2 separate regions of the Homo sapiens genome follow, and region 1 is linked to region 2. The links are chromatin contacts, found by Hi-C or POLR2A ChIA-PET in ENCODE. All regions are on one chromosome and are shown on one strand. The core of a region is the stretch at or near the end of the contact, and the rest is flanking DNA. Distances in the headings are between cores, read along the strand shown.

Region 1 (4,556 bases), core at 1,538-4,037, 190 kb after region 2:
GAGAAAGTATTGATTTCTTAGGATTGTTGGAAGAAATGTAGAGAGATTAGATAAAAGGCCCCATAGTAGGTGCTGGACTCATAGTGAGTGCTTAGTTCATTGGGCTGTCAATGCTTAGGACAGTGGCTGGGGTCTCTAGCACAGTCATTTCCCTTGTTTTTCTCAGTCTTGTGGTATTTGACTCCTCCCAGAAGCACTTTCAGAAGACATGCATCTGAGATTTAGAACCACTCTTTAAATAACATTAGTAAGAGGTTCCATTTATTAGGCCAGACCTTTAATTGCTTTGCAAGCATCGTTTAATTCTCATAGCATTCCTGCTAGGTAGCAACTATCATTATTACCCATCCCCTTAGAAGACAGGAAATAGAGGCTCAGAAGTCACTCACCTAAGGTTAGCTGTTTTTATCCATTCTTTCACCCAGTCAGCAATTATTGAGAGCCTACTATGTGCCAGATCTGTACTCAGCAGTTGGGGTTATGAGTGAGAATAAAGGGATGTGACTAGTCAGGGAGGTGTGGGAAGGTTTATGGAAGGAAGGGACAACAGAGCTGTAGTCTGAAGGACTGGAGGAGTTGTTTCCAGGGGCTGAGCATTTGGCTGAACTCTTCTGCCCATCTAAAGAGGGTTGACTTAGAATCTTCATCAACTACCAAAACTCCAGGGCTGCACGTTTCTGCAGTGCCACTTAGGCTCTGATGGCATCTCCAGGGACAGAGAACTCACTACCACCAGAACCTGTGACAAAAAGGTAGATTCCTGAGAAAGGCCAGATGGTCCTGACTTTTTTTTTCTTTCTTTTTTTTTTTGAGACGGAGTTTTGCTCTTGTTGCCCAGGCTGGAGTGCAATTGCGCCATCTCGGCTTACCGCAGTCTCCGCCTCCTGGGTTCAAACGATTCTCCTGCCCCAGCCTCCTGAGTAGCTGGGATTACTGGCATGCGCCACCACGCCTGGCTAATTTTGTATTTTTAGTAGAGACGGGTTTTCTCCATATTGGTCAGGCTGGTCTCGAACTCCTGACTTCAGGTGATCCGCCCGCCTCAGTCTCCCAAAGTGTGGGGATTACAGGCATGAACCACGGCGCCCAGCAAGGTCCTAAAGTATTTTAGAACCCACAGCTGAGGGAATGGCAGGCCGTCCTCTCTTAGTCACAGGGTTTAGCTCCTGAAACACTGCTACCTAGCAGAGGGGATCTAGTTGTCCCTCGGTGGAAGGTATTAAGGAAGATGCCACTGAAGAAACATTTGAACAGGATCTTGAAAGATGAATAGGAGTTTGGGAGTGGGTCAGGTGAAGTCAGCCGCGTTCCAGCTTGAAGGAGCCAAGGATTAAGGTTCTGGTGTGTGACAGAATGGAGCTGGAATCCCCATCACTTCTGGTGGACTTCATCAGTGCTGGAAAGGGACAATATTGTTGCTATCTCATAGAGCAGGTATGAGGTTTAGACGGCAGAGCGTTAATGTAAGTCTCCCAGATTACGTATGAAATACAGTTTCACCAGGGTTGGTAAGGTCCAGTTGCCCCCAAGTGCAGAGAAGCGTTGCAACTTTCGTAGCAGGTGAGGGACGGGGTATGGTGCGAAATGTGGGCAAGGGTCAGGCCAAGCAGGGATGCGAATGCCAGGACGAGGACTTAAAATTAGGCAAAAAAAAAATAAAAGGGCTAAGGGATTGGTGGGGCGGGTGGGGCAGGAGAGGGCGAATGAGCGGCCACCGAGGAAGCTGCAGCATAATCCGGCAGAGCAGAAGTGGGCAAAGCACCAACGTTCTCGTTCTTTGTCTTCAAGTGGGCCAGGTAGGCCTTAGACCCTTGGCGGCAGCAGCGAAATCCTTTCCCGATGGGGTCGCCGAAGACGGACACCCCGGCGGGCCTAGTGACCGGTGGCCGCGCGCCACCTGGTGGCCGCAGCGGGTGGATTCGGCCGGGAGCCGCTGCAAAATTCGGGATTTTGCTTCCGGAAAGCTTCGGGAAACTGAGGTGGGAGGGGCAGGGGTTTGCGATCTTCCAACTTGATCCTGTCCTTATTCCAACCCCCTTTTACAGATAGGGAAACTGAGGAAAGGGGAAGGCAAACAAGGCTGGGCAAGGGATCCCTCTTAAACGGAAGGTTTCAAGACACCTGGGGTCAAGAGCCTAGGGCTTTCTTTAATAGCCCCAATGGCCCGGAGCTTAGTTTGCCCATCTGTTCTATGGGCAGGGGGAAAATGAAAGGGGAGGAGGGGAAACTTTAGTCTTTGCCGCCCACCCGGAGGTAAAAAGTCTTTAAAGACTACCCCGGAAAGAAGAGTTTTATATATTCCATTTGCATACGAACGCAGTCACCTCGAGTTAAACTCCGGTCCTTTAATCTCCGGTCCAATTTGTCCCGCAGCGGCAGGGAGAGGCCCACGTGAGTACCTTCAAGCCCCGCCTCCAGGGCCCCGCCCACAGGGCTGGGCTTCGTTGCACGTGCTCACCCGGCTGCCTCGCGATCCACCTCCTCGCAAAGACTCATTGTTGGGGTGGGGGGTTACGAGGACTCTTAGGGAACTTTGATCAGGTAGAAATCACAATCAAGACAAGGCCCGGAAGTATCCGCTTACTACATAGACATCAAACGCTTTGTCATGGTTCTTGATATTGACAGACTTTAGCTTTCCCTTCTCAGGACTTCTTATCCCTCCTTCCACCCCTTCAGTTGGTGCGGTCGGCGTGGCCGGCCTCGCTGAGCGGACTCCAACTTCCAGCGTGCCCCGCAGGGCCTTGCGCGGCAGCGGCGTGTGACGTCAGGGGAGGGAGCTGGCCAGTGCTGAGGGGGCGCGGCGCGGAGGGGCGCGGAGCGGCGCGGAGCCGGGCGGCTCGGGGCCCAGAGAGAGCCGCGGCCGGGAGCTCGCGGGCTCCTGACAACCTCCTCCCCTCGGCGGACGACGACCACGGCGACTAGGGCGCCGGTCATGGCGGAGCAACAAACCCGGCGCGGACCCTAGGCACCACCGCATGGAGCGGGACGAACCGCCGCCTAGCGGAGGGGGAGGCGGCGGGGGCTCGGCGGGGTTCCTGGAGCCTCCCGCCGCGCTCCCTCCGCCGCCGCGCAACGGTGGGTGAGGGGCCTGCGACGCCCGGGCCAGGCAGGAACCGGCTTCCTGAGCCTCCGCCAGGGATCCCCCTCCTCTCTGCCGACCCTCGCCCTGGGAAGCCGCAGCGGCCCCGCGGCCCCTTAGGGTGGCCCTTCACCCCGTTCCCCGTTGGCGCGGACCCTCCCTCTCCTCCCCGGTCTCGCTCAGGGTGGATCCTCCTCCTTCGTCCCTGTTCCCTTCTGCGCGGACCCTCCCCCTGCCCGGGTCCCTGGGCACCGAGCTTCATTTCCCCCTCCCCCCGTCCCCTCTGCACAGGCTTCCCCTCCCCCCGTCCCCTCAGCACCAATCCTCCCTCCTCCCCCCGGGTCCCCTCCCCCTGTCTTCCCAGCACCGAACCTTCCCCTCCCCCCGGGCTCCTCAGGTTGGAAGTCCCCACCGCGGTCCGTCAGTGGGGGCATCCCCTCACTCGGGTTCCCTTAACGCAGAGCCTCTCTTTTCCCCTACAGGGGTTCCTCCTCCCACCGAGGACGCTCCCTTCTTGCCCTGTTGACCCGACTCCACAGCACCCTTGTACCGCTCAGCTTTCTAGAGCGTTTTCCTCTTCTGCAGCCTCGAGCGTTCTTCCTTGAATACTACGAGCCCCCCACCTCTGCCGAACCCCCGTTCGCTAGACATCCCCCAGTCGTTTCCTTTTTCGGACCCCTTCGCGCCTCCTGCTTCCCCTGCGCCTCACCTTCCTCAACGCCCCGCGCGCTCTGGCCGGTCTCCGCCCCTGCTCAGCTCCCCTCTCCGCCAGGCAACGGCTTTCCCTGGCCGAGGGCTCCAGCCCGCCCCGGGGCCCCGGACACCTGCCTCCTCCCGGCTTCTGCCCGGCAGGTCCCGGTCCCCACCTCTTAGTCTCAGTTCTCCTCTTTCTTGTCCCGATCCGGGACCTTGGGAGCTGAGAATCCCTCACCTGGCCCGGCCCTTCCTACCGCTCGTCCCTCGCCCCCTCGCCCGGGCCGGGTCCTCAGGTTCCTCGGGGCTTCCTCGCCCTCCTCCCCTTCGCTCCCTCCCCCTGCGGGGTGTTTTATTTGTATCTGTTTGATATTTTCCTCCTCGGTGTTTGCCGCGGAATGTTTTTATTGGTAACGTGTTAGGAGCTTTTGTGAGGTCGTAAAAGGTGAACTTTTGAACTTGGAAAGCGCCCTGGAGCAATTAGCGCAGGCGATCGCCCCGGGAGGCCTGCATTACAAAGGGTGCTCGCACCGGCCGGCAAACGCTCCGGCGGCAAACCCGATTTATTTATTTGCCCTGTTTTCCACCTTTCACATCTCCTCATTTCCGAATAAAGGGAGGCTCTCAGAGATCAGTGCCTCCTCCCCTCGCTGCGCCATAAACTCGCAGTTCTCTGAGAGATCTAGGACCGAACAGTGTCTAACAAGTAACAGATTTCAAATTGAATGCAAACACCCGGGACAGTTAGGAGGCACTAAAAATTAACTGCTTCACCAAGAGG
Region 2 (4,244 bases), core at 1,024-3,523:
AAAAGCTGTCAGGCCAAGACCCCAGCTTCATTATGCAGCTGAGGTCTGTTTTTTTGTTTTTCGTTTTTTGTTTTTCATTCCTGCTTTTGAGGAACAGCTCTGTGGAAAGAACGTGTTGCCTCCTACCTTGCCCACAAGTTTTGATTTTTAATTTCTACAGAAGATTTTTTTGGATTAATTGTCTGATTTCCTCCCTCATATGATATCCTTTATCTTTTATAATGTCTTATCCCTATACCTGAATATAACAACCTTTAAAAAAGCAAAAGAATAAGAAGGAAAAATTCCAGCAGGAGAAATGAATTGTCTTCACTCTTCATTCTTTGAAGGACTTACTGCAAGAAGTACATGAAGAGCAACTGGTTAACCTGCTCACTGTTCTGTCTCAAAATGAGACACATTAACGGGTAGGCTACAATGTTCCTGGGCTTCTTTCAAAGTGGAAGCACTTCTGAGCTCTTTAGCATTGAAGTGTCAAAAGCAATTCACATGGGAAGACAATTTCTTATATGTGCTTTGTGACTGCCAGGGTGTGGCCTGCACTGGGTTGTCCTGGGAGACCTAGTGCTGTTTCTTCCACATATTCACGTGTGTGTGTGTGTGTGTATTTTTTTATTATTTTTTCATTTTAAGGGTTAGTATGGAATCAGCTGCTACAAGAATGCAAAAAACTTCCAATGACAAGAAAGGAGGAAAAAAAAGCCATTTTCATGAGCTGAGTGATGTAGCATAATAAACAAAATCATGGAGCTGAGGAGGTGCTTTGTAAACGTGAAGGGGCATAAAAAGGAAAGAGATACTTGTGTCAATAAAGAGAGCCTGGTCCTAGACGTAGTTCAGCCACAAAGTAGTTGTGCCTTTGTGGACAAGTTTCCCAAACTCCCTGAGCCTCTGCTTTCCCATCTGTTAAATGAGGGGATAGAATATGGTTGATTTCCAGCATTCAGTGGTCCTGTCAAGCAGCCTAACAGGCTAGCTCTAATTCCCATTGGGTAGATGAGGGGATGACAAAGAACAATTTGTGAGCTATATAGGAAACATTGTTATTGGTGTTGCCCTATCAGGATTTCAGTTGAATTCATGTTAAAATTACAGCCGTCCTTTATTGTACACTTATTGGGTTAAGCCTATTATACCATATTACCTCATTTTAATTTTTACTGACCTGCACTTTATACATGAAGCAACAAGGCTCCAGGACATTAAAACTCACACAAAGTTATGCTCATGTTATATTATTTTCTTACTTAAAGAAGGATTTATTAGTGACAAGTTTGTATTAATATGTAGCAAAGGCTTTTCCAATGGGTGAATAAAAACACATTCCATTATAGTAAAAAAAAAAAAAAAAAGTCAAGCTGGGAGAAGTGGCATATACCTATAGTCCCAGCTACTCAGGAGGCTGAGGCAGGAGGACTGCTTGAAGCCAGGAATTGGAGATCAGCCTGGGCAACATAGGAAGATCCTATCTCTTAGAAAAAAAAAACTCTTAATAATGAAACAGTATAAACAGAAGCTAAGTAAAATATTTTCTTTCTCCTGAAATAAAATTATTTTTTGAGTCTGATGGAAGTGTTTAAGTGCAGTAGGTCAGTGCCAGTGAGAAAAAAAATAAAATCATACAAAAAAAGAAATATTGAATAAATTAAGAAAAAGGTATATCATGAATACATAAAATATATGTAGACACTAGTCTATTTTATCATTTACTACTATAAGATATATACAAATCTATTATGAATGATTAAAATTTATGCACACACTTACAGACCATATATGGTACCATTCACAGTCCAGAGAAGTGTAAACAAAAGTAATGATGCAATATTAAATCATAACTGTCCTTGTGATAGTTTGCTGAGAATGATGGTTTCCAGCTTCATCCATGTCCCTACAAAGGACATGAACTCATCATTTTTTATGGAAGGACAAAAAACCAAACACCGCATGTTCTCACTCATAGGTGGGAATTGAACAATGAGAGCACATGGACACAGGAAGGGGAACATCACACACCGGGGCCTGTTGTGGGGTCGGGGGAGGGGGGAGGGATAGCATTAGGAGATATACCTAATGTAAATGACAAGTTAATGGGTGCAGCACACCAACATGGCACATGTATACATATGTAACAAACCTGCACGTGTGCACATGTACCCTAGAACTTAAAGTATAATTTTAAAAAATCATAACTGCATAAAATCACTGTAGTGCCTACTGTACTACTGTAATAATTTGGTAGCCACATCCTGTTGCTCTGGCAGTAAGCTCAAGTGTTGCAAGTACTGCTTAGAATGCCTGTCATTTCCGTGAGCAGTTTGTCTCTCCAGTAAATTGTGTATTGTAATAAAAAATGATCTCTAGTGGTTCTCACATATTTTTTATTGTGTTTAGTGCAGTACTGTAGTAAACCTTGCATAACACCATGGGATCCATATGAAGTGATGCTTCAAGTGCTCCCAAGAAGCAATGAAAAGTCATGACATTACAAGAAAAAGTTGAATTGCTTGATATGTACCATAGATCAAGGTTTGCCATTGTGGTTGCCTGCCATTTCAAGATAAATTAATCCAGTAAGGAGTGTTGTAAAAAAAGAAAAGAAAATTTGTGAAGCCATCACTGTAGCTACGTTAGCAGGCATGAAAACCTTACACTTTTTGTGAAATACCTTTTTATCTCATAATGAAAATGTAGCGTTTATGTAGGTGCAAGGTTGCTATAAGACATACTTACAGGCCGGGCACAGTAGCTCACGCCTGTAATCCCAGCACTTTGGGAGGCCACAGAGGGTGGATCACCTTAGGTCAAGATTTCAAGACCAGCCTGACCAATATGGTGAAACCCTCGTCTCTACTAAAAATATAAAAATTAGCTGGGCGTCGTGGCGTGAGCCTGTAGTCTCAGCTACTCGGGAGGCTGAGACAGGAGAACTGCTTGAAACCAGAAGGCGGAGGTTGCAGTGAGCTGAGATCACACCACTGGACTCCAGCCTGGGCGACAGAGCAAGACTCCATTCCCCCCCGACATACACACAAAAAAAAGACATATATTATGATTTGAGAAAAAGCAAACTCATTATATAACAAAGCAAAAGGAAAGTGAAGGATCTACAGCTAGAGAATTAAATTCTGGCAAGAAAGGGTTTGATAATTTTCGAAAGAGCTTTGGCTTTAAAAATGTTAAGATAACACGAGAAGCAGCTTCTGCCAACCAAGAGGCAGCAGACAAGTTCCCAGAAAGTACCTTTTCTGGAAAAAAAAAAAAAACCTGCCACAAAAGACATTTATTAGTAAGGAAGAGAAGTGAACACCAGGATTTAAACAGGAAGGGATAGACAACTCTGTTATTTTGTGCAAATGCACTTGGGTTTATGATCAGGAGAGTCTTTATCTATAAAGCTGCTAATGCACCTTGACAGAAAAGATAAACACCAGCTGCCAGTACAACAAGAAGGTCTGGACAACAGGAACTTTCTTCCAGATTAGTTTCGTTGATGCTGTGTCCTTGAAATCAGGAAGTACCTTGCCAGTAAGGGACTACCTTTTAAAGTTTTTTTGATATTTGGCAATGCCGTGGCTGTCCAGAACCCCATTAATTCTATACTGAAGGTATCAAAGTGGCCTACTTGCCCCAGAACACAATGTCAGCCTCTAGATGGGGGGTCCTAAGGACCTTTAAGGTTCATTACACAGAGTATGTATTATCAAAACTATGGAAGAGAACCCCCAATGGAGAGAACATCATGAAAGCCTGAAAGGATTCCACCATTGGAAATGCCATCATTATTACAGAAAAAGGCTTGAAAGCCATCAAGCCTGGAATCATTCCTGCTGGAGAAAACTGTGTCTAGATGTTGTGCATGACTTCAGAGGATTTGTGACAATCAAGGAAATCATGAAAGAGATTGTGGATGTGGCAAAAAGGGTGGGGAGTGAAGGGTTTCGAGATACAGATCTTGGAGAAATTCAAGAGCTAATAGACACCACACCAGAAGAATTAACAGAAGATGACGTGGGGTGGACATGAATGTTTCTGAACCAGTGCCAGGAAGCAGACATAGAAGAAGCAGTGGCAGAAAACAAATGGACATTAGACAACCCAGCAGAAGGGTTTAGATTATTCAGGATTGGGCTTTTGACTTCTATGAGATGGATGCTTCTATGATAATGGACACTGAAATGAAAGCAAATAGTGGAAGGATTGGTGCCATATAGAAACATTTTAGAGAAATGAAAAAGCAGAAA

The links. A loop is a pair of places that touch in the nucleus more often than their neighbours do. ChIA-PET counts read pairs that join two places held with the same protein, here RNA polymerase II (POLR2A). Pooled maps may share reads with other maps.
Region 1: a pooled map shows a loop between it and region 2 (3-fold over the local background). The contact joins the promoter of NR6A1 here to the enhancer-like site in region 2. A Hi-C loop is called at or near these places in 1 of 50 pooled maps. POLR2A ChIA-PET finds 5 or more read pairs at or near these places in 4 of 52 experiments (GM12878, OCI-LY7, PC-9 and 1 more).

What each region holds. Positions count from the first base shown.
Region 1 is chr9:124,769,542-124,774,097 of GRCh38, reverse strand. It overlaps NR6A1 (nuclear receptor subfamily 6 group A member 1), which reads left to right and starts at 2,787. Exons shown (of 10, transcript NM_033334.4): 1 at 2,787-3,078. The coding sequence starts at 2,979. It overlaps LOC124900274 (a long non-coding RNA gene), which reads left to right and starts at 3,618. Exons shown (of 2, transcript XR_007061773.1): 1 at 3,618-4,556. LOC107987126 (a long non-coding RNA gene) reads right to left here and starts at 2,741. Exons shown (of 2, transcript XR_001746926.3): 1 at 2,325-2,741; 2 at 261-1,396. RefSeq lists enhancers at 2,388-2,647, 2,438-3,005 and silencers at 2,718-3,297, 3,838-4,087.
Region 2 is chr9:124,964,025-124,968,268 of GRCh38, reverse strand. All of the region lies in intron 17 of SCAI (suppressor of cancer cell invasion), which reads left to right. It also overlaps the pseudogene FXNP2. Among named protein-coding and RNA genes, the nearest start is that of GOLGA1, 25 kb to the right of the region's middle. Within about 2 kb of position 2,273, at least 3 of the 41 ENCODE cell types and tissues checked have a DNase peak (open chromatin) inside an H3K27ac peak, as active enhancers do; they include OCI-LY7, where a contact is called at or near this core.